Regions from separate parts of the Homo sapiens genome. Here all the other regions are linked to region 2. Evidence: chromatin loops called from intact Hi-C (ENCODE). Cell type or tissue: chondrocyte. All regions are shown on one strand. Each heading gives the region's core, and the rest is flanking DNA. Links, peaks and the distances in the headings are about the cores only. Region 1 has its middle 38 kb from the start of SPAG17. Region 2 holds the start of HAO2 (hydroxyacid oxidase 2). Region 3 has its middle 21 kb from the start of TBX15.

What was found. Peaks named below come from ENCODE experiments on the same cell type or tissue, not always from the same donor. Only the 100,000 strongest peaks of a DNase experiment are listed, where the experiment ranks them.
Region 1: it touches region 2 in a loop (6-fold over the local background); 2 of 110 quality-filtered maps call a loop at or near these places.
Region 3: a loop joins it to region 2, with 4 times the contacts of the local background. A loop is called at or near these places in 3 of 110 quality-filtered maps.

What each region holds. Positions count from the first base shown.
Region 1 is chr1:118,219,329-118,227,913 of GRCh38, forward strand. No RefSeq gene overlaps it. Among named protein-coding and RNA genes, the nearest start is that of SPAG17, 38 kb to the left of the region's middle. In chondrocyte, for the core only: CTCF peaks have their summits at 4,209 (motif pointing right) and 4,420; no DNase peak of the experiment used is centred there.
Region 2 is chr1:119,363,804-119,372,388 of GRCh38, forward strand. It overlaps HAO2 (hydroxyacid oxidase 2), which reads left to right and starts at 4,982. Exons shown (of 8, transcript NM_016527.4): 1 at 4,982-5,099. HAO2-IT1 (HAO2 intronic transcript 1) reads left to right here and starts at 5,143. Exons shown (of 2, transcript NR_046780.1): 1 at 5,143-5,205; 2 at 6,281-6,528. In chondrocyte, for the core only: CTCF peaks have their summits at 3,885 (motif pointing left) and 4,101; no DNase peak of the experiment used is centred there.
Region 3 is chr1:119,004,804-119,013,388 of GRCh38, forward strand. No RefSeq gene overlaps it. Among named protein-coding and RNA genes, the nearest start is that of TBX15, 21 kb to the left of the region's middle. In chondrocyte, for the core only: CTCF peaks have their summits at 4,064 (motif pointing left) and 4,263; no DNase peak of the experiment used is centred there.

The DNA.
Region 1 (8,585 bases), core at 274-8,273, 1.1 Mb before region 2:
TAGAGATGTCAATTCATCTAAGAAGAGATCCTAAAAGCAGTAAATATTATCATAACAATAAATGATTACAAAGTATACAGTTAATGTTTATATTGGTAAAGTCCTTCAGTAGAAGATGGATTTAAGACACAAAATATCAAGTGTTTTTGGTTCTGTTTGCTAGAGAATGGTTTCCTAAAATATGATAAGAGCATCTCTCTGAGATTTTCTCACATAGCATTGCACATACTCGATAGATTATTGTTCCTGAACTCATAGGTTACATGTGGTGACTGACATGTTTTGTGCTATTACATGGGATTGCAGTGTTAGAAGGATCATGTGACATGCCACTTTTTAATGCAGAGAGCCTTATTCCAAGAATGATTCTGTTTGATGTTATATAAGAGGTTGGTCTTCAAGATTGAGTTTAGAGAATGGGACAGAATACTAAAAAGATTTATGGATAATAAATCTAAATATATGAATTTTCTTTGACATATTGCAAGGTAGGAAAGGATAGTGTGCCGGCTGCTGTAAGTAATTTCTCTATTATATTTTTGTTGACTTTTATAGATTCTTTCTTCTGAAATACTTATAGGCAAGTTAAGCAACAAATATGTAGGTATGATCAGTCTTTTCCCAGATGATTTTACAGGTGTCAAAGGCCAAAACCCTGTACTCTGGGTAGGTTGAGAATTACCTTCGAATGCCCTGAACCTTCACCACAGAGGAAAAAAAGTGTGAATCCTACAAGTTGAGTGTCATGGGCCAGCAAAAAGAGTCTAAAACCCCTTCTTCAAACGTCACAAACTAACTGGGAAGGCTGAGCACAGTTCTCAAAAGTGTTAAGTAATATAGTTACAACCCAAGTAAATTTGGAGTGCCTAGAGCCACAGTGCAGTAGCTAAAAACCCCACAAATATGACTGTAAAAAGTATTGAAATGTAATAAAAAGCCTTCCCCGAAGGTCTCTTGAACAGGTAGCAAAGGAGAAATTTCCTAACATTCAGAAAACTTCCAAAAAACTCCTTTACTTATCTCAACCAAACTCTAGACAAACTGGATTTCCTAATTAATTCATCATCATTCCCTCTTTTGCAACTCCTTTCCCCCACTTTTTGGATTTTTTTCTCTTATTGTCAGAATACAGTAATGCTTTTTCTTATGTAACTTAGTCTATAGCATTCTGTCCCCTTTTTGAGTTCTGCATCTTGTCTTGTTACTCTGCTCAGCACATTAGGACTCAACAGGCAAGCAGTGTAACAAAGAATCCTCCTTAGAAGGGAAGGGAAGGAAAATATTGCAAATACTTAGGGATTTTTGTGCTTATCAACAAGATTTAAATGCTATTTATTAAAGCAATAGAAGAAGTGCCACAAAGTCTCATGCAATAACTGCTAAATGGGTGGCCTAGGCAGGAAGTAAGAGAAGTAGTTCTTCACTTTTAGCCATGGTGACCAAGAGAGAATTGATAGGGAAGGTAAAGAGAAAGTGGGTAGAACTTAAATTGGAGAAGAGAAAAGGCTAAAGGATTTTGTAGACAATTAAATATTTTAAGAATGTATCCCAAGCTTTATAAATATAAGCTCCTTGAAGGCAGAAGAGTTTGAAAAATTCTTGGCCTATGTAGTAGTAGAAAATAAATGTTTGTGGACTGAATATAATCTGTACTATATTTGTGGAATAATATAATTTGTAGAATGTATAATCTGTGGAAGGTATAATCAGTTTTTAAAATTATTATAAAATGTTTTACTATTACAAACTCTCGAGCAACTATCCTTTGCCACTTTAAAATATTTGATGTATCTGAAGACTTTTTTTTCTCTCCAAGGTTCCAGATGTGTTTTCTTTGCTACCATAAATCATTAAGTGAGAGCTGATATGTTACAAAGGTAAACATTTTCCTTGTCTGTATTTGGATCTATGTCAATGACTTAAAAATTTTAAATCCTGCGATAGTAGTGACTTTACAGTAAAAAGCTCTTTTAAGACTTTTCTGAGCTCACTTGAGCCAGCATTCAATTTGCATTTCTTTCTTTTCTTTTCTTTTTTAAAACATAATCTGAATATAATCTTAAGGAATATCTTAATCCCTCTAAGACTCTTTAGAACGGTGTTTTCTAGGCTTTGTGGACTATTGGCCAGTGTAAGAATTGCATTTTCCCTTATGTATATAATCTATGTGCATATGCACACACACACACACACACACACACACACACACACACACACACGAGGTGACAGTTTTTGAAAATAAGGCTTACCTTTATACCTGTGATGCTCTGCTAATTTCTACTCTATTCTAGTTTGTGGAAAACAATGCTGATCCAGGAACCACTGAATATATTTCACAGCCTCAAATGAATCGGAGCTGGCAGTTTAAGAAATAAACTGCTCTGGAGCAGACATCAAAACAAAGCAAAATAAAAACAAACAAAAATGCACATAGAAACCAGTTATTATAAATATGTGAATTTGCCTGGATATGACAATAGTTAGCCTGTGGATAAATTGATAAAGTATATAGTCTTTGTAAGGCTGTTGAAAAAGTCTTAAAAAGGAACAACAAAAATTACAACAGCAAAACAAAACAAAATTTATTGTGTAGGCTTCATAAAGCTAGTCTGGGCCTAATTTGACCCATGGTCAGTTGGTTTGTCACTTCTGTTCTAAAAGGCAGAATGCAATTGAAGATGTTTTAAATGAATTGCAATGGTCTTAAATGTGAGAGTTTAATTTTACTCTAACTCACTGAGTTACCTTATCTATCTCCAAATTCTTCTCTTTTTAGGCATATTAGCAGAAATTTTTCTGAATGACAGGAGACATTTGACCTTTCAATAAAATAGAAATGATGATATTAAGTTTCAGGTGAATTGCATGGATCAATTTATCCAATCAAAAGTCACCCTCTGACAATTTTTCTATTGAATGGTATGTGCATGTGTAATTGTTATTGTCATAATTATCTTATTATTATTTTATGTGTAGCCCATGTTTGAAATTATTTGAAATTTCAATATTTGACTCTTTTAAATATTAAAACATATTTTCTTTCTTTTAACGTTCAATTAGTGTTACACTTGACCTTAAATTCTGCTTTCTTATTCCCCATATACACTTAGAGACTGATTTTTGTTTTGCACAGAAATAAATTTTAACTTAAAATAATTTCCACACCTACTTTGTTTAAAGAAGAGCTACGAAACATTAAATTTAATTTATGAAGCCTTCTATTTGTGTTCCAGTCCTCTGCACATACACACTGTGTTAATGCTATGTCTCTATATGCCAATGACATTAGAGTTTCTGGCAAAACTCAATATGTAATCAATTATCACCTGTCATGAATGACTTTTAAGATCCAGCCAGATATTTTGGAAATACCGCTTAGTTCCACTGAGAAGGAAAGTCTCCCTCTGAAAGTGGTATGGCCCTCATCTTTAAATCTCTTATTCAAAGGCATTTGGACAACTTTCAGTTTAAGTCAATGTGCAATAAAGTCCAGCAACTTACATCTTAAAAAAATAGAGTTGTAGCTATTTCAAAATGAGTTCAAGAGTATGTTGTTGCTTAGAAATGATAACAAATCTTAAATCATTTTTTCCCTCTATAGGGGAGCACAAGAATCTTATATGCACCAGTTACAGGCCAATGCCTTTTTTTTTTTCCTTTCTCTTTAATGCTTGTGTTGGTTTCAAACTCACCAGTTAAGAAGAACTGGAATCTGCCTCCTAGGATTCCAATAGTGTGCTTTCTTTTCCTTTTCTTTTTCTTCATTGATTCTCTCAGAGAAAACAGAAATCAATTATTATCCTGCCAGCTGGAGAAAATCACTGATATCCAAACATAATGGCTTTTCTAGGCATAGCATATATACACATTTGGAGGTCATGGTCTTATCTACAGTAGATGTTCAACAAATGCTATCAAGAAACGAACTCCCTGAACAATCTGGATCTTAAGTAGGTAATGTAAGGCCACTTTCCCTAGTTTTAAAAAGCTGCAGTAAGTTAGTTTCCTGGTGATCACATTGCTCGGTGGGCTCTTTGAAAAGTATTGCATCTGCGCATGTTGATTCCCTATGTTTGAACTTGGATATCCTCATTTCTGAAAGGTTGGATTAGGTGGTCAGATGATGTCTGCCAGTTTCAACATCTGAAATGCCTCTAGTTAGACCCTCTAGCCTGCCTTGAAGGGAACAGGCTTTCTTAAACCTCCAGGGGGCAGCCCCATACCAGTTGTTAGGAGAAATAGGATCAGCTCATTGGGAGGAAGAGGATAGACCTTCTGTCCCTTGCTCAGGCAAACTATGCGTGGACCACATAGAGCTGCTGTCATGGAAATTTGCATGAAATACACAGCACCTTTGATGGACTCAGCCTGGGGTGGAGTGAGTGTGGGGCATAGAGGAGCTGCTTTTATTGGTGACTAAACTGTCAAGGTTGATAGCTGTAAATCTCAGTTCCACCACTTGTAGATATTTTCAGTGAGACCTAGAGAAGAACAGGTGTTTGTGGCCACCAAGTGACCACAGGTGAGAGATTAGAGTAGTAGATTCACAGTAATCTGTTTCCCTGGGTTTGAGGGAATAAAAACTATGTATATTCATTGTGTTTGTATATGTATGAGTATATGCTATTAAAAATGCACACTTGGGACAATTAACAACATCATTCAAATACCTGCATTGGGAATATTTGAATACCTGCGGTTCTCTTAACTGTTTATGCATCAGCTATCCACTTAAGTTGATAGTTGTTCAATAGCTGATTCTAGAAGCTCTAAGAGCCAAGGTCTTGTGAGGATCCTTGGTTTGATCCATTTTTTGCTGTATAGATTTGCCTTCCTTTCTTCAAGGAGATAAGAATGAGGATGGATTCTTTATTGATAGATCAGCAGTTTAATGCAGATTGAATTCCAAACATATTTGTTAAGCATATTCTGAGGGTGGTGGAGGAATGGGGGATGCTTACAAAACACTAATATGTGTCTTTTGCTCTCGGTGAGTTTATATTTTAGCAGGATATGCAAGAACATAAAATAAGCATCTAAGTAACTGCTGGGCATGGTGGCTTATGCCAATAATCTCAGTACTTTGGAAGGTTGAGGTGAGCAGATCCCTTGAGTCCAGGAATTTGAGACCAGCCTTGGCAACATGGCAAAACCCAGTCTCCACAAAAAATACAAAAATTAGCCAGATGTGGTGGTGTGTGCCTGTAGTCCCAGCTACTTGGGAGGCTGAGGCGGGATGATCACCTGAACCCAAGAGGGAGGTGGAGGTTGCAGTGACTGAAGATTGCTCCATTGCACTCCATCCTGGGTGACAGAGCAGGACCCTGTCTCAAATAAGTAAACATAATAAATAAATACATAACTGTATTGTTTTCCTTTTTTTGGAGGAGGAAGTTGGATGCTAGGGAAGTTTGCAGAATCTAGCTACATTCAGAGAGGTCTGTTCTCGAGTACAATGTTGGAGGAGAATAGAAGCTTTTCCTCTCCTCCTGGTGTTTGGAATCCCTAATTCCCAACTGTAGAAGGAAAATATCAAGCAGGATATAAGGAAGACAAATAGTAACTACTCCAAAATTAGCACTAAAAGGAAGTAACACTGTGCTTTGCTGAAAATTTAAGGTGAGGCAAAGGTTAAAATATCAGTATTCCTCTTGCACCTATTTCCCTGAGAGATGCTTCCTAGAGGAAAGCTTTCATTTGTAAGTTCCAAGCACTGTAAGGGCTGCTTGAGCATTAGTTGAATGTTTCACATGAACACACACATGCACACACACACACATGCACACACACACACACATGCACATACAAGTTGCTGAAGTGGTTCTACTCAAGTAATTCAGCAGAAAGGTAGCAACATTTGAATGTTATCTTTAAAAAATAAAAAAAACCAACTAGGACATCTATGCCTCACATTTGGAAAGGGATAAAGGCTTACCTTTAGCTCAGTACTATTAATTATCATTTTTTCCTCGGCACTATTCTAAGTGCCCATAAGCCTATTTTGAGTATAATTTCCTGGCAGGCAATCATAATGTTTATGGGAACATCAAAGAATGGCAATAAATAAAATTGATAAGCCACATTAAAAATAATCCCCACTGGATTAAGATGGAGGATAGGAGGCAGTACTACCTTGCAGTTCATGCTCAGAAGGACAGAGCAACCAACGTGTGGAGACGCACATCATGAACTTTTGCTCCAAGACCTACCACAGGAACATACCAGTGAGGACTTGGAGAACTTTTCTGTCTTACAAGAGGGTTGTAAAAACGCACCAATCAGTGCTCTGTAATAATGCACCAATCAGTGCTCTGTAGCTAGCAAGAGGATTGTAAAGTGCACAAATCAGTGCTCTTTAAAATGCACCAATCAGTGCTCTGTAAAACGCACCAATCAGTGCTCTGTAAAATGCAACAATCAGCGCTCTGTAAAACACACCAATCAGCAGGATCCCAAAAGTAGCCAATCACAGAGAGGATTGATAAAAGGGCATTCTGATAGGACAGAAATGGAACACGGGAGGGGACAAATAGGGAATAAAGCTGGCCACCCAAGCCAGCAGTGGAAATCCGTTCAGGTCCCCTTCCAAGCTGTGGAAGCTTTGTTCTTTTGCTCTTCACAATAAATCTTGATGCTGCTCACTCTTTGGGTCCATGCCGCCTTTAAGAGCTGTAACACTCACCATGAAGGTCCACGGCTTCATTCTTGAAGTCAGAGAGACCACAACTCACTGGAAGGAACCAACTCTGGACACATCTTAGGGGCTTGTCTAGGATATCACCATGCGGTGAGTCCCATTGGACCCCTTTCACTTGCTATTCTGTCTTTTTTTACTTAGAATTCAGGGGCTAACCACCGGGCACCTGTCGGCCAGTTAAAAGTGACTAGCATGGCTGCTGGACTAAAGACATGGGTGTCAGGCTTTCTGGGAAAGGGCTCTGTAACAACCCCCAACTTTTCAGAGTTGGGAGTGTTGGCTTGCCTGGAACCAGCTTCCACTTTTTCTGTACTTCCAGGCTGAGCTGAGGGTAGACCAAGAGGAAAGCCATTCAGCTCTGGGGTCCTGATAAAAAGTTGGTTGGCCCTACAGCCATGAGCAGAACTCTCAAAGTTACGTGTCTCAAACAAGATTTGTCCATCTATCCTATTTTTCCTGACCCTTGCCTCCTGGGTCCTAAAGCCTGTCAGACAAACTTCCTCCTGCTTCTCTTTTCTGAGGCTAGTCTTGCTTCTAAAAAACACTCCCTGTCTCTGGTGCTTTTCTAGTTTCTCCTATAAGAATGATTTCTAGTATAAATTTCCAGACCCTGTTCCCTTCTTTAGGCACTCAGCCTCGCCAATCAGAAAGACATAATTTTTGCCCAAAGCCTTGTCAGTAGGGGGACTATCTGGAATTTTAGGATTCCTCCTCAGACTAGCAGGCCTAACAAAGTCTATTCCCAATGCTAGGGTATGGGGAGCCTCAGAAATTATAGACTCCAAAATTGGGGTAGACATCCTTCCTATTCATATGGTGAGAAGTGAGGACAAAAGGTGTCACTCTTTCAACCCTGATCCCTTCCCTCCCTCAGGTATGGCTCTCCACTCCATTTCAAGGCATATCATCTTTATAGGACAAGGGTAAGGTCCCAATACTAACAGGAGAGAACGTTTAGGACTCTAACAGGTTTTCGAGAATGCATCTGTAAGGGCCACTAAATCCGATTTTTCTTGGTCCTCTTTGTGGTCTAAGAGGAAAGGCAAAGGTGCAGGTTTTTGAGAAAGCATTGGTAAGGGCCACTAAATCTGACCTTCCTCAGTCCTCTTTGTGGTCTAGGAGGAAAACTAGTGTTTCTGCTGCTGCTTCGGTGAGTGCAACTATTCTGAACAGCAGGGTCCAGGGACCATTGCAGGTTCTTGGGCAGGGAAAAAACAACAACAAAAAAAACATGGGTGTTTTTTTCTTTCAGATGGGAAACACTCAGGCATCAACAGGCTAACCCTTGAAATGCATCCTAAGCCATTGGGACCAATGACCCACAAATCCTGAAAAAGAAGCAGCTTATTTTTTCTGCCCTTTGGCCTGGCCCCAATATTCTCTCTCTGATGGGGAAAAATGGTCACCTGAGGGAAGTATAAATTATAACACTATCCTGCAGCTTGACCTTTTCTGTAAGTGGGAAGGCAAATGGAGTGAAATACCTTATGTCCAAGCTTTCTTTTCATTGAAGGATAATCCACAACTATGCAAAGCTTACAATTTACATCCCACAGGAGGACATCTCAGCTTACCTCCACATCCTAGCCTCCTTACAATTCCTCTTCCTATTAGTGATAAGCCTCCTCTAATCTCCCCCACCAAGAAGGAAACAAGGAAAGAAATCTCCAAGGGACCACAAAACCCCCCGGGCTATCAGTTATATCCCCTTCAAGCTGTTTGGGGGGGTGGAATTTGGCCCAACCCGCGTACATGTCCCCTTCTCCCTCTCCGATTTAAAGCAGATCAAGGTAGACCTGGGGAAGTTTTCAGATGATCCTGCTAGTATATAGATGTCCTACAGGGTCTAGGGCAAACTTTCAACCTCACTTGGGGAGATGTCATGCTA
Region 2 (8,585 bases), core at 274-8,273:
ACTCGTCTCTCTGTTAAAACATAACAACAGTCACCTTTACTTGAGTTCCCAACAAGTTCCTCATCTCCACCTGAGACCACCTCAGCCTGGACCTTATTGTCCATATTGCTATCAGCATTTTGGGTAAAGCTATTCAACAAGTCTCTAGGAAGTTCCCACATTTTCCTGTCTTCTTCTGAGCCCTCCAAACTGTTCCAATCTCTGCCTGTTACCCAGTTCCAAAGTCGCTTCCAGATGTTTGGGTATCTTTTCAATAATGCTCCACTCTACTGGCACCTATTTATTGTATTAGTCTATTTTCATGCTGTTGATAAAGTCATATCCGAGACTGGGAAGAAAAGAGGTTTAATTGGACTTACAGTTCCACATGGCTGGGGAGTCCTCAGGATCATGGCGGGAGGCAAAAGGCACTTCTTCTTACATGCGGGCAGCAAGAGAAAATGAGGAAGAAGCAAAAGCAGAAACTCTGATAAATCCATCAGATCTCATGAGACTTATTGACTATCATGAGAATAGCACAGGAAAGACTGGCCCCATGATTCAATTACCTCCCCATGGGTCCCTCCCACAATAGGTTAATATTAGGTTGGTGCAAAAGTAACAGTGGTTTTGCCATTAAAAGTAATTAATGCAACCTTGGGTTGTTGGGAATTCTGGGAGATACAATTCAAGTTGAGATTTGGGTGAGGACACAGCTAAACCATATTAGGCTCTAAATGGGAGTCAGTGGTGCCCATATGAGGAAGGGACTGAGGGTCTCACTAGACTTTTATAATATAATAAAGCTACCCCCAGTGAAGCTGATTGTACCAACATAAGCTGGTGTGCTCACTTGGAGTTCAGCTGCTGGATATGTCAACGTCCTTGAGAGTTCAAAAATGTAAACATCAGTCCAAGAACCAAAGATGCCCTGACCTTTGCATTAAGTTGGCCATACCCTTCCAGAGGAGACCATGGTAGAAAGCAGAGAGAGCAGGGTGAGACTGGGCAGAGATGGGAATGAGTAATGCTGACTGCATCCTGCCCCTCCTTCTTTGAGAATTCAAGTTTTAAAATCTGTTCTCTAATTCCACAATAAACAATCATCATGCACCTACTATGTACCAGGCTCTGGGCCGGGCAGTGGGATTCAAGAATGAATACAACATGGCTCCTGGCCTCAAGGAACTCAAAGTCCTGAAAAAGCCACACTGTAATGACAAGCCGCAATACCGTGTGACAAGTTTCTCCCTCTCTCTCTCTCTCTCTCTCTCTCTCTCTCACACACACACACACACACACACACACACACACAGCCAGCTCTGCCCAGTGGCACTGAGGAAGGTTTCATGGATGGAGAAACACATCAACTGAGTCCTAAGGATGAGGAATGATTAGTATGTTCCAGAATGAAGGAACAGCAAGTACAAAGCAGAAGCTTTTTAAAAAATGTGTTTTGATGTAGGCAGAGGCAAAAGTCCCCCAGTGGGCTGTTAGAACTTTCTTGAAGACTCAGAGAGTCTTGAAGAGTTCCTTACCAGCTTAACTACTGGCTTCCCACTCCCTGCTGAATAAACTCTTGGTTCAGCAGGCCTGAGGCCTTGGCTATATACCCATACCCCAGTTCATGTAACAGCAGGACCTGTGGGCTCAGTTTCAGACCCAAGGACTAGGGCTAGTAGAAGAAAATATAGTTCAATTTATGTGAAAGGGCCAGCTGAAATATCTGTCATTCTGGCAGTGTTCCCTGGTCACCCTAGCCAGAAGCCATCTTGCCCTCCTCTGGTCTCCTATTGGCAACTCTTTGCAGTATTAATTAAAAGCACAATAGTTAAATGTGGACTCTGGGGCCAGAATGCCTGGCTTTGAATTCCGGAATGCCTGGCCTCCACCTCCATATCTGTAAAACAGAGATAAAAATGATCCCCACCTAATGAGTGAAGAACTGCTAAACCCTTAATACACTGCTTGGCACATAGTAAATGCTCTGTAAGTGTTATTAATTACTATTATTGAAAATAATGCAACCATTTCTTGAGCATTTATTGGTACTAAGGGCAATGCTAGGCCGTTTACATGCCTTATCATTGCTCGGCACAGGGTGCTGAGTGTCTGAGCACAGAGGATGTTACAATATTAGGTGACTTTAGGGAGCACATTGTTGCTTTCTGAGTAGAAGAAACTTTCTCTCCTGCTGAAGCCACCTAACTCACAGTAAGTTGTGTTTGATCCTGGATCAACATAAATGCCTTGAAGAATACACACTGTCTCCAAGATGCCAGGGACTCTCACATCAACAGGCTGTTGACAGTGGATCCCACAGCATTTCACACATAGGCACCCATGTCCTCAACCCCGGATACCCAGCAGATTCTGAAATCCTGATTGTTTTTCCTGTGCCCAGCAACTGACTTTCTCCATGATCTTGGGAAGGTGTACAATCCCAGCTCTAGCTACCTAACTCATCTTCACATCCAGAAACCCCGCTTCCTCCAGTCAGATCTGATCTATGTAGCAAGCTCAGCAGCTAGAGGGACACACTTCCTTCCTACTTTAGACCCTATAAAGCGAACACAAACAATGCAGCCCTATGACAGAAGTCATTGGCCTTGGACTAAGGTCTTCAGCAGGCTCTCTTTCAGGTTTTCTTCCCATCTCTTCCAGTAACTGACTCTGCAGAGCTGCCCCCATCCACCGGGTAGCCATTACAAAGAGGTTCACAGCCTATAAGGGGCTTGGTGGCTGCAGAAATACGCAAACTGTCTTTAGTTTGACTTAGCCATCTATGACTGGTTTGGCTTCAGTTTGCAATGACCCAAGTTTGCATTAATTACTTTCAATAGCAAAACCACGGTTACTTTTGCACCAACCTAATATTAACCTGACCACAGCACCAAAGTGTTCATCTTTAACCCTGATGGGCTTGAGCACAGACTGCAAAGTCCTGGGCTCATCCTGACTTCCAGAATTACCTCAGGAAAAATAGATGGCTGGATTAGGACAGGACCACAGTGATCAGGAGGACTTAGCATGTTTTTAATCCCCTCCATTAAGAAGAATTTTGGCATTCTATTCTACTGTGAAACTACATTTGCTTTCTAAGAGACTAGGTCATGACAGCTCAAGAATGACCCGACATTTCTCTTCATCCAAAATAAGCAGGCATATTGCTCAATGGGTACCCTATGACCACCTGAATAAAACCAATATCTTTTCATAACCTCATCCTGAAACATTCTCCAAGCCTGCTGGTGGGTCCAAAGCTGGTCTGTCTTATCCATGGACCCATTCTCTGGAATTCAAGAGGTGCTGCAAAAATGCTGCCTCAAATAGCTCTGCCTGTGGCCCTATATCCCCTATTTGAGATTAGTTCACTTAGGTGCAAACATTAGAGGCTGATATTAGAGTGTGTTACCTTGTAGAGATGATGTTCTTTAACTCAGTGCAATCATCAGATTTAAAAGGTCTCCAAGAAGGTCATTATTTCAAACTTGAGAATCTCTCATGAGAAGCTCTACTGTTCTTTCTATCTACTGCCAGCATCTTTTAAGTATTAACTCACTTACTTCTCATTACAGTGTGGGAGGTATTATGAGGAAACTGAGGCACAGAGAATTTAAGTAACATGTGGATGTTAGTGAGTGAGTGGCTGCAGTTTGGAGCTTGAGCACCATGTTCCAGTGTGTGCTCATCACCAGGCTTCCTTCTGGAAGGGAGAGACAGAGTCGGAGTCTGGAAAACAGCAAGGGAGGGTCTGGATCAGGGGACTGTGAGCAGGCCAGGTGTTGTGAGAGCTGACCGAGGACATGGCCTAGAGGCTGATTATGGAGATTGTGAAAATTGCTATGGAAAAGAAATTTCCAGAACCCAGATTTTGGCTACTTTTGAAAGCATTTTTGAGGTAATACTGTCCTCTAGTGGCTAGATAGCAGGTAGGGATTACCCTCCAAATAAATAGCCAATGAGCCTTGAGTGGAGATGGTATGACAAGTCAGTGGTAAATTCATCATTTTGCTCTCTAACTACAGGTTCTAAAGGAAAGGCAAACCCCACTGCTATGGTCATCGGTACAGCTCAGGATTTCGGCCTCCTCTGCTCCGTGTGTTGGCTACAGGCTAGGTTCAAATCCCAATTCTGCTCTTTACTGCTGAAAGGCTTTGGGCATGTTCGTTAATCTCATTTTCTCTTCTGAAAAAGAGACAATCTTGAAAAGATTGACCTTCCGTGAAGATCAAATGAAGTAATGCGTGTAGTGTGTCTGGCACGTCGTAAGCGCATCACACACGTGAGCTGTGGCAATACTAAGGAGCAGTGGCAAGAGCTGGGGGAGGAGTGGAGACGAACAGACCTGGACAAATTAGTGACCTTTCTGGGACCCCTACAGAACTCTTCTGGAGAAATTAATTCTATTTTTCCATGTACTTTTAAGTTTGCTTTTCCTAGCATTTCTTCTACATTCCTGAATAATTTTCCACTCAAAAATTTCACTGGTTCTCCCTGACTCCCATATTAATCTAGACATAATTACTTCCCCAGAACAGTTCTGTGGGCAGGGAGGGCTCTACACTATGCACCCTCCAAAATCCCCAAAGCTCGGACCGTCCTGGCCTGGGTCCCCACTGCTGTCCTGCCCATGGGCTCCCAGGCTGTGCTTGCTCTTCTCCCACCCCAACCCCATCACCACAAAAAGCCCCTCCTCCAACCCGGGGACTTTTGTAATTTCCTACCTGAAATCATCCACTCCCTACCTCTAACAATCTGTGATGAGCAGAGGACAACATCAAGTTTGAATTTAGAGGTAGGGAATGGGTGATTTCAGGTAGGAAATTACAACTTCACTTTGAAGTTTAATTTTGTAATAAACTTCACTTAATTTTGAAGTAAATTTGCAAAGTCAGCAAAATTCTTTCAAAGTCAACCTTGCTCTGGCCTAGTTGCTTATTTACTGCTAAGCTGGATGTTTTCATTAAAAGATTAACTTTGAGACTTCAGCCTCTTCTTTAGCCTGAACTGTGGGTAGTGATGTGGTGTGTTTCCTAACACCTCCGGCAGTGAGCCAGGCTTTGAGTGGCTGCGTCTAAACACTTCTTTCCCTGAGGACTGGAAGACATTAGAATAAGGTTTGTCATTGAGTGTGTTCTGTGTGCTTGGAACTGAGAAGGGTGATGAAGTGCCAGATAGGATGGGAATGGAAGATATCGTGGAAGCCAACTATGAGTTTGCAAGGCAAGGACCTTGGCAAAGATGGTCCTAGGGAGACAGGTGTTAGGGAACTCAGAGGGCATGGGCAAAGGAAGATTTGGTTTCAAAAAGGATACAGACAGAGAAGGTTAAGTCTAGGAAGTTGAGTCTTAGAATTGTATGGTGGAATATTCGTGGGTGTCCATAGGAGGAAAAATGGGTTAAAATGTTTTCACTTGACAGCGTTCTGAAAACCTAAAAGGTATTGCTATTGCCTTCAGGGATATATTTAGTATTCTGACCACTGCTTCCCGGCCACAAGCAAAAGAAAACAGTGACATGGCTATGCTCCTAAAAAAGTAAAGAAGTTAATGTGTCTCAAACAATGTAGTTCCTTTGAGCAATAAGCTTATTTGGAACAAATGGGTTACAAAGTCCCACTAATGAAGAGCCTCTGATTGTGTTAAGTTGAATCTACAGATCAACCTGCGGAGAACTGCCAAGAACGCTAATGAAGACAGGGAGGTACTGGTATAAAGATAGATAACAGATCAATGGAACAGAATAAAGCGTCCATTAGCAGGAAGCAAAATCCGCAAACTTTTATTCTTAACTACTACTATATTCTGCATTTTACAAGATCCTTCAATTCTCACAAGATCCCTATGAGATAGACAGTAATAACCTAATTTAAAGATAGATGAGAATTGGAGCTTGTCTAGAATAGATTGAGTGGAACATCACTTGTGGTATATCATTTGAGAGGTAATGGGAATATTGCCAAATTCCCAGGTAACTCTCCCCTCAAAGGGACTCCTGTTGTACTCTAAATCGTATCAGCTATCAAATGATGAGCTATGAAAGTCTGTCTTCTTCGACTGTAAGCTTCTTGAGAGCAGAAACTGATGTGATAAAGGTCCCCCCCCATATCTCTAGTGTTTAGCATAATACTTTGATATATTATGTTAAATCAGGCTATGTTATAGTAAAGAATAAACCTTAACAACTTAGTGAGATAACACATAAATATTTATTTCTTCCTTACACAATATCAGCTGATCTCCAGGGCTACCCTTTTCCAAATGGCGTTTTGGGAATCCAAGTGGCCTTTCTCTTACAGCTTTGCCTTCTTGAGGATGGAGGATCGCTGTAGAGGAGGAAACAAAGCTGGAGGGTCACATACCAGCTCTTCAATCCTTGGCCTAGAATTCACACCTGCTATTCCCACTCCCAGGCCATTGGCCAGAAGAACTAGTCACAGAGCCATGCCTGTATTTAAGCAACAGCGAAATGTTAAGCATGTGGGGAGCAGTATATGCCTCCGCCACCCTGGCTGAGAGTGTGTGTCAATAAACCTTCTTGGATAAACTAATGAGTAAATCTGACAGAGGGTTTAAATTATACTATGACAGAAATACTCAAATCCTGAAGCAGCTTTCCACTTCCAGAGCCTCAGATGAAATCACACATGTCATCAACAGGAGGAATAATGAACATGGAGCTGCCTTTATTAACAATCTAGTCTATACAAGGCACTGTTCTAGAAATTTCAAAGGGGCCATACTGCTTAGTCCTCATGGCAGCCCTATGGGATGGATGTTAATATTCTCCTTTAACAAATAAATTTTGCACAGAACCGTGGTGAGCCAGTAGTAGAGCTGAGATTTCAGCCTATGTTTGCCAAGTGCCAAAGCTTATAATATAGTCTGTCTTCTCTACTCCACTGACTCCCTCAGTCATTAGTTCCTTGGGCACAGTTGATCGGTGGAAAGCAATGGCCTTCAGAAACACAGTCTGGGTAGTTGCCGTAGACAGAGAAGCCAGGAGGAAGGCAAAGAGAGAAAAAACTGCACTCCATAGCTGGGCTCTTCCATCCCCAACTGCTCTGCCTTTTCTCCTCTCTCTCCTGCTACAACCCAGTGATTGCCACTGTGAGATATAGGTACACCTGCAAGACCTGAAGTCACTAGTGGACAGAGTAGACGTCAGAGCCTGTTTTGGAGCTTTGTGTGAATTCTGATGTCTGTTTTGCACATTCTATCCTTGTTGAGCAGATGAAGAGGCAGGTGCAGTGATCTCACAGTGTCACATAGAACTCCTTTCCCAATGGCCTGGATTTTGTGGGAATTGACCAAGCTCATTTTATGCAACTCTCTGACCATTCAGAACAGAGACTTAAATGTCTCCCCCATACCAGTAACACTCCATACTGGCTCAAAGACATTGGAAACAAGTCAGAAGGATTCCAGGTCAGGCTTTGCCATTTCTGTTGCATTAGCTTGGATACTCACGTGAATTATCCGAGCTTTAATGTTTTTATCTATAACATGGGGCTCATACATACACTCTCTGATTGCCCACTGGATTGTTGTAAGCACCAAATGGAATAACGTATAGAAGAGTGCTCTGTAGACTGTTAAGACAGATTTAAACATAAGAAGTTATTTTTTAGTGATTGGCTGAATAATTAAGATTTTTTTTAACTTTCTGATTGAGTTATGATTTTTTGAGGGAAGAAAGCAAAGTTGCATATGTCCATGACATTTTAATCCTCTAAGGTCCGTGCCAACTCTGTCATTCCATAAACCACACTTGGCTGTGCCCATTTTCTTCTTTCTATAGTGCTTAAGAGCCAGGCCACTGGAATCGTGACACATTACTAGATATGTAATATTGAACAAAGTATTTTAACCTCTTGAACTTCAGGTTTCTCACCCGTGAAATGGGGATGATAATATTTGTGTTGAACATTTCCACAAGGATTAAAACAGTCATGCATGTAAAGCAATTTACACAGTGCATGGTACATCATGGAGTACTTGAAAAATGGTTGCAATATTATTGTCGTTATTATTATTCATATTAAGGAACCATCATGCTGCCTCCAGGGCTCTTTGCATAATCAAATTATTCCACTGTTTGAAAGAATAAGAAAGTCCTTATCTTTCAAAACACTATATAAACATTTGGATCAATGTCTCCCAGTATGCCCTAAACTATGTTCAACGCTCTATGGACAGCACACAGTTTACAATATGGCTGGGTTCCAAAACTCTACTTGGAGGGCATTTGTTTGAAACTCAGAACAGATTTTCCCACAAAAGAATGCTATTAAAATAGCGGTTGGATTCCCAGGTGACTGAAAATACCCACTTGATACACAAAATAGCAGAAGATCTGGCATATTTGCAATGCAAATTACTGTAAAGCAATGTTATTGTATTGCTGGTCATTAACCAAAACTGAAAACTAAGAAAACTGTGTAATAAATCATTTTTAAAAATTTCTTGTATATGCAACTGATGAAGAAAAGTAGGCTTAATTAGAGGAAGAGATAATTCAGTGGAAATGTAAGTAAGAAATGTTAAGATGCCTTTGAGGGTATTTTCAAAGGTTTTTGAAGTTCTTTGCTAGGTCTAATGCGA
Region 3 (8,585 bases), core at 290-8,289, 360 kb before region 2:
TGTGTATGAGTGTGTCTGTGTCTGTGTCTGTGTCTGTGTCTGTGTGTGTGTGTTGTGTCCGAGTACACATTCAACCAGCAAACTCCAATTTGGCTTCATAGCGGGTTTGTGACACAACTCAGAACTCTGAGTGATGGGACTCAGACTTCAGGATACACACACACTTTGGGTCAATGCCAGAGGTGGCAACAAGTCTGCTGGTGCCCTAGGAGTTCACACTTTTCCTTTTGTGCAGTTGTGGAAGTGGAGGGGGAATAGCCTTGAGCTCCAACTTCCAGCCTACTACCTTTGGGGATAATGCTGAGAAGCAAAATATGTTAAATCCTTTTAAAATAATGCTTTCCATTCCTAAAGTCTGTTCCTCTTCCAGAATCATTCTAAGGAGTTTGGAAATAACCGGGCAACCAATGGATTTCTTTTCAATGACTATGGCATTGAAGAGACTGACTTAAGGCAATTTCCATAAGTGTACACTTCAACAGTATATACACACACAGGCACATGTATACACAAATATACACATGACTATACAAATTTACTTACATAGAATGTAATCATACCTAGAAAAAAAGTAGGATGGAGTGGGGAGGGTGGATTTAGTTTTCCTTACTTTTGAAATTCAGTAACTCCACAAGTAGACTCAAAATATCACTTAGTTTAAAAAATTTTATTTGACAAAAATGATATATATTTACCATGTATATGTTGTTTTGAAATATGTGTACGTTGTAGAATGGCTAAATTGAGCTAATTATCATGCATTACCTCACATACTTTTTTTGGTGTGTGTGGTGAGAACATCTAAAATCTATTAGCAATTTTCATGAAAACAATACATTCTTGAAAATTGCTAACAACAGTCACCATGTGATACAATAGGTCTCTTGAACTTATTCTTCCTAACTGACCAGTCACTTAGCTTTTTAACAGTCATTTTCATGTGCCCTTACCAACTTATCTGCTATATCCGTGTAACCAGGCCAGCAGACACTATCCCAGCCTTGTAGCAGCAAATGACCCAGTTGCCTGTGGCTTCATGGAATAGTCGGTAAAATCCAATCCATACTTCACGGTATGAAATGCTCAGACTCTCTCCCTAGCGGAGCTAGTGGAAGACGCTCAGCAGCCTTAGCATAGGAATCTGTAGGTACAAGCACATTCCTGGACGGCGACTTTGAATCCAGGCCAAGAAAAGAGAGGTACACCAATATTGGGATTCTGTATTTTGGGGGTCTAATTGGTGAGTACAGAACAAAGGAGTGGAGAGGAAGGCAAAATAACCTAAGTAATAGAAAATCCAGCCATAGACTGCAGTGGAAATTAATGGCACGAGAAGCCTTGGGGGCAAAGGTAAGGGGTCGCAGTTGAATGCCACCCGAACTCATCCAGATGCCGCTGCGTTCAAGCTCTCCCAGCACCCGCGGCCGAAGTAAATAACAATTCTCTTAATGCTAAGGCAGCAAGGAGAGGGCACTGCGAACTGCAGACTTTTCTTCTAAGGATGAAGAGGACATTATAAAACTGCACACTACCTCCCTAATGGCCCATTCGTCCTAGCTCTGTCTAGTGAAGTAGAGAGCAGAAAAAAACATCTAGCTCTATCAAGTTGAAAACATTTTCACATTCACCTTAAACTGGTGAAGCAAACGGGTTTTCCCTTTACTAACATCGCTCTTGTTTTTCCATTTAGTCTTTGGGAACGTAGCCTCAATCTTAACCGCGTATGATCGTTTCCACTGCACCTGTGCGGGAGAGACAGGCGCATATCCCCGTGGCGTCGGATCTCTAAATTATCTAATCTGGCGGCTGCGTACGACTCAGGGAAAGCCCTGGCCGCGAGCTTTTTCACCAGGCTTGAGCTCAGCAGCCGGGCCCGCAGTGTTGCCGCCAGTGGGGAGGCAGGGAGGCTGTCGGCGCGCCGGAGCCAGGCGGGAAAGGGACTACAGCCGCCCGCCGTTGTAGCGCAGGAAGCGGGCGGTGCCAACACACACCTCGCAGCTCTGCACGTTCTTCGTGTCTTGGAGGAGAGTAGAGCCTCCGTGTGAAGCTCCGTCCGCACCTGACGAAGAGGAGGGCGTCTTGCGCCACTCCAGCGACTCTGCGATGTTAAGACGCAGACCCGCTGCTGCGCCTGCCTTTGTCGGGGCGGGCGGGCAGCCGCCGCTCGGAGCAAGGTGGGGCTGCGGGGAGGGAGAGCCGCGGGGCAGATCCCTGGCCAAGGTCCTCTAGAAAGCCCGCTCTGCGCCCAAACGCGCCGCTCGGTCCGTGGGCCACTTCGGACCTGACGCTGCCGGTGAATTCACGCGCTCCGGGACGCGCGGGGACCTTTGACGAGGTTTTTGAACTGGGGATCGTCCCCTGTAACCTGGCCGCGTTACCTCCCCAGGTGAGCCGGACTCGCGGGTGGGTTCGGCAGCCGGCGATGTGGCAAAAAGGCAACCTCGCCTTATTTCTAGGGGCTTGGAGATGAAGAGCGGCTGAGTGTCCCCGTCTACCCCAACCCGGGTATTACCCTCTTTTCCGTCTTCTAGAAGGGGAAAACCATGCTGTTTTGAATTCAACATATTTAGATTCTGAAAATCGACGGCCCTTCCCTTCTTTCCTAGGAAGGCCTGCCCCGTAGGCACAACCTTCGGAGAAACGGGCGGCGCGTGAGTTCCCTGGAGCCGCCTCCTGGGCATCCAGGCTCCTGTCGCACGGCTGGTGCGGCGCCCACTGGGCGTGGGGACTGGGCCCAAGGCTCCCGGGACCGGGTCGTGGTTAACGCCGAGGCCAAGCCCTTCGAAGAACTCTGAGTTCTCTGCCTGACGTTTTGTCCCTCAGGAAGTGTCCCTTCCCGACTTTTGAGGGTGTCTTGTTCTTTGACGGGGTGGCCCTGTGGGGGAGGAAGGAGAAGTGTTCCTCCACTGCTGTTCTGTGGAGCGGGACCTGGCTTTGTTCGGCCTCCCTGCTCTCGGGAGCCTGTACTCCGGCTCGCACGCCTGACTGCTGGCCCTGGCCGCTGCTCGGGCCCCGCGCAGGCACACGGGACAAGGCGAAGCCCCGACGCCCAGAGGGCGCTTGGGCCCAGCACACCCGCGCACAGCCCAGGAAACGGGAAAGGCCACTGTCTGCTTCCCTTTCGCAGATTCTATCCGCTGGCACGCGAAGGTCACACGGGCTCTCAATGCTAATTTGGAATGGGAAGCACCACGAAGGGTTGAGGTAGCCTGGTGGCCCTGACTGCGCAGGGTGCGGACAGTGAGCCCGTATCCAGCTTCGCTGCCACGCGCCTAGCAGCCCGGCGGCCCCGGCCCGGCCCAAGGAGGAGGCAGGCCGCCTGGGTCGGCTTCCGTGGCCTGGGGGTAAGCTCTGATTCACCCCAAGGTGAGGTCCCCGGGGATGCCCAGATTCGGGCCGGGAAACGCACCGGGAGAGAACCACCAAGCGCTCTTGGTTATGAACCAGAGCTTATAACTGTGGCCGCAGCTAGACCTAGGGGAGGCCTGAGCGCCGAAGCCTCCGTTTCCTCGACCGGAATTCGTGAGCTATTAAACATGGGCCCTAGCGGGGCCCACGCCCTGTCTTCCTTTGCTGACAAGGCTCCGCGGGGTAGTGGGCGGGAGACAAGGGTCTCAGAACAGAGGGGCTGGCCCGGCGCGGCGGGCCAGGAACTCCCGGGCGTGTGTGTGCAGTGGTGCGGGGTGGGGGTGGAGGTGAGGTCTCCTTTAGTTCCTGGGATCTGGGAATCCCGGCTTCTCGATCTCATCCGGCGCGGAGATCTTAAGGGTCGGTGGACCAGTTAGTGTGTACGGCCTCACCCCTCCGCCTCCAGCTTTCGAGGCTCTCCGCTTCAGAGCTCCAAAGGAAAACTTCTGCGACTTCAAGAACGTCCTGCGCATTCACATGGGGTCGCTTCCTGGCTGGTTGAGGAGAGTGAAAGTTCTAGTGCCTAAGCCTCCTTTTCTCTTGCCCATTTTTCTCACTCCTCAACCACAGATAAAGAAACACTACATCGTTGAAAAAAAGTAGTGAATTATCTACCAGTGAGGTAGAGGAAATTAACAGTCCCAAGACTGCCCCCAGGTGATGGTTTTCAGGAATAACATTTCTGGGCAATCTCAGGTCGCTTATTTCTCTTCGGAGCTAATTTCATCTGTGATAGAAAAGTTATTGAATCCAAAGGCTATGTTAATCCCCCCAAAAGGAAAAAATGGCCCCAGAAACCTCCTGCCCACAGACACTGAGAATTTGTTCAATTTGTCTTTCTAGCCTTACATTTGATAACTGCACTTCCAAAAATCAAACGCTCTCCTCCCCAAAAGGCAGACATGCTCCCACCCATCCCCTTTTCTTCTTCTTTTCCTTCTTTCTAGTTTCCTCTTTCTGAAACAATAGCGCGGGCTGCTGGAGTCAGTCTGATGATATAATCCTTAAGGCATTCACGGGCAGACCAAGGGCCAAGCTATCAAAGGGTTCAGCTTTTTCTTCTTTTTAAAAGCTGTTTACTATTCAGGAAATTTGGTAATTATTATTTTTTTCTTCTCCATGTAGTGGTATTACCCTCTTCCTTTTGATATTGGATCCTTTATGGGCCCCTAGCTTCATGCTCTAGAGAAAGGAGAAAGATGAAGGGACTGAATTCTGCAGCAGAATGCAATTTTCCTTAATGTCATCACTGCTGCTGAAGACCAGCTGAGGGCTTCCAAAAGAACGGGAACCCCCAGAGCAGTCAGAGAGTCCTCATGTTTCCAGGGGCAGAAGAGAGTGCTAATACCGTTTATTCTTTTACACCACAAACTTGTTTTTGTTTTTGTTTTTTTTGCATGTCACTCCACCAAAATACTTTCAGTGCTTTTGTACTAGGATTGAAAATGCGCACCAGAAGGGGAAAGAGAAGATTAAAATCATATTTTAAAAAAGTATTTGTTTAGAATGCCACGCTGAATTTGGTGTGGGAGGGTTACTAATCAATACTAATATCCTTGGAATATTACATGTTTATCATGGTTTTTCTTGAGTTCAGTATAGTGCCTTGCTTATAACAGGCAGCATGCAACAAATAATTGTTGGTTGAATGTTTGAGAAATGTAAAGCAAAGGAGCACAAACAGGATTGGTAATTTAACTCCATTTAGTTAAAAAATGACAAGTTTCTTGCACTAATGTGTGTCCTACAAAGCAAGACCATTTCTGCTAAATCGTGAGGCACTATGTTTAATCAGTTTAAATTTTGTCTCCCCCACTGAACTGTAACATGAGATCAGAGACTCAATGTTAATACTTTCATTATATACAACATCTTGCATATTGCTGGGTACATTGATTAATCATCTTAGAGTATGGTGAAGGGGAAGATTCAGCTTAAGATGGAACATGTTAAGTGGAAGTTAATGTGCAGGTATCCCCTTGGATAGTGCCAAGTATCCCTGTAGATGGGTAATAGTGGTCCAGGGGTAGGAAAATTTTTGTTCAGACTCCTCCTTTGATTGGGTCATATCTCTTCCTGCCCACATTCTCTCCAGAACTACCACTTTTCCCTCCTGATCTTACCTTATTAGGATATGAATGCACAGAAAAGGGGATGAGTTGAGCTGCACTGTCATAAGCTGTGATGACTGGTTAGCAGTCAGTTCGTGTGGATACTAATGAGATCATCACAGAGGTTCTATCCACTGGGGCACTAGTTTGGCCTTATTCCAAGCACATCCATGACATCCTTTCCTATAAATGTATTCTGCTTGGCCAGAGAGAATCAGGAAAGAGACAACCTTAATATATCTTCACAGAAGGTTATATTTTTTGGAAAAGGAATGCCAATCAATTGGATTTTCCCATAGGAGCCAAGGCATCATGTAGGCTTATGTGCCTGTGCCAGACTGTGTAATAAGACATAGAATATGTTTTCAAGGAGCATTCTATTTTCTCCTCTTTTGTGTTTTTCGTTGAAAATTTCCCCATCACAAACATAGGCACTGGAGATCAAGTTATGGCTTTCCAACTAGAATGACTTCTGCGTTCTTGAATTGCCATCTAAGTAGCACCTTGCACCTAGGATGTAAAGCATAATATGGAATGCTGGCCTTCTTAGTAATGACTATTTCACCTTTTGATTATTTACTACATTTCTGCTTTAGCATGTTAAAAACCCCCTATAGCTGAATTGAATGTTGACTAAATTAGAAGGCACACAATGCTGGGTTTGATCCAAAATCCACAAAATCAGAAGTATTTTCTATCTCAGCCATACACGCTACCTATAATGGTGAATAGCAACTGTAACTAGGCAGGGCTCTTCCTTTTGATCAGGTAAGAAATTTTAAAGAATTAAAGGATTGAAATTGTGTAGAGAGTAATGGGGCTGATGTATCTTTTAAAACCCCGGAATTTATAACAAATGAGAGTTGTTCCTCTAAGAAATTACCCTGGGATTCTATAGCTTATAAAAATGATTGCTCAAAACATTTCTGGAATGCCTCTTTTGGAAATGACTTGAGGGATTCTGCATCATCACTTACTTCAATGCTCTTTTCTTCTTGCTGGCTAATGTGGGTGCGCTCTGGGAAATCAAAGCTGCTCATGCTGAGGAATTAACTCTAAAAGCTGGGAGTATCCAGAGCAGAATAGTATCTTTGCCTAGAAAAATGGTGTCATTTTAGTGGTATTACTGAGATGGAACACACAGCAAGCAAAATGGTGGCCTAAAGCAACTGTGGGCCAGTGGTTGCAGACCTTGGGAACAAAGCTGCCAAAGGAAATCACAGCAGATTCCTAGAGGGATTGTGTCTACCTGGGCAGCCCCAGATATTCCGGGTTTCCTTACTTGAGAGAGAGCTTGTTCTAGGACAGCAGCCCTATCTGGAAGTTTCTGAGATATTCTAAGGAAGTTTTCAAGAAGAATTAGACTAGCTGTAAGTCCCTTCCTTACTCATCTTCCCTCTCAAATACAACAACAACAAAAAAAAACAAAAATGAATGTGTTTGACTAGAATTCAGACTAGTAGGGCTAAACAGTGGAATTATGAAAGTTTACTGATGACATAAATGATGAAAGAGCATTTGTAGTTTAAGAAATTACAGCCACATGGCCAACCACAGGTTTCTGAATGCCCCCAACATAATCTTCCAAAGTGCTGACCACGGAAAAACTCCGCACTCACGACTCAGCTCAGGCCTGCTACCTAGCTGGTGCTGGAATTGTGGGGAATCTTGTGCTCCAGCCTACACAAAATACTGGCAGCTGGAGGTAGAGAAATTGTCCTCTTTGCTCCTTATTGATACTTCTAGGTTGTTATCCCTTTCTTCTCCCTAATTTCCCTGCTGCCCCAGGTTTTGGAAATGATGCTATCAGTCTACAGACTCCCAAGACCACTCTCCCTCATTTCTTGAAGATTTTATTCCTGGATCATTATCATTGTCTCTAGTGCTTCTCCCAGCATAGTTTTTGTGGTTTCATGTTGAAGTAAATGATCTTATAATACCGTAGACTCTTGACCTTCTGTCTTCCAGAGATTATGTTTTCCACTCTATATCAACAGTCATTCCTTGGGCCATATCTCGATCTTTGTCATTACCAAGAGTTGAACCCCCATAATCTTAATTTCAAGCTCTGACCAACATTGCCTCTCTTTCCAGTTCACTCCCTCAATTTGTTGACACCACCAGGACCTTCAATCAACTGATTTTTATCATCGTTCAACATCTCCACACTCCTCACATCCTCACTTCCCGCCTTGCCCTGGGTGAATGCCATGACCCTTACTCACACCCTGGCATCTGGCACATGTACTCAGGTCGTTTACCTCTTTGTCCGTTGTTTCAATCACCTGGCGAAGCCCAGCTCTAGGTTAAATCCAATTCTATCTACATTCTGTCTCCACCTACACCCACACAATGGAATGTGGTTGGAACAAAACAATCAACTGAGCTGACTGCTCTCATTGTAAATTCATGTTCCTTAGCATCAAGAGAGCCCTTAAATGCTGCCTGGCAGTTCTACTACATTTCCCTCTTCCCTAGATGACTATTTCACACCTCCTACTCCTCTCTCCTTAAACTTCCAACACATCCTCCCTCATCCCAGTCCTCTGCTGAGGACCTTGATTCCTATTTCACTGATAAAATTGAAGCAACAAGAGAACTTCTTCATGCTTTTTTTTTTTTTTTAACCACATGTAAAAATCCATCTGCTTCTGTGTCTATATATTCCTTCTCTCTTCTCTGGTCTCCCATCCAAATCCTGTCTACATGTGAACAGGTTGGATCCCATTCCTTCATACTTACTCAAGGACATTGCTCCAGTAATTGTCCTTTCTAACTTCTCAATCATCAAAGTCACCCTCTCTACTGGATCACTCCCATCCAAATATGCAATTATTTTTCTCATTCTAAAAAGTAACTGCTATGGTTTGGATGTGGTTTCTCCCCTCCTAAACTCATGTTGAAATTTAATTGCCAATGTAATGGTGTTGGGAGTTGGGGCCTTTAAGACGTGATTAAGTATTTAAGGCAGATTAATGTCTTTCTTGAAAGACAAGAGTGTTTTTTTTTTCTTTTCTTTTTTTTGGAATGGATTAGTTTTTGCAGGAATGGATTAGCTCCTGAGAG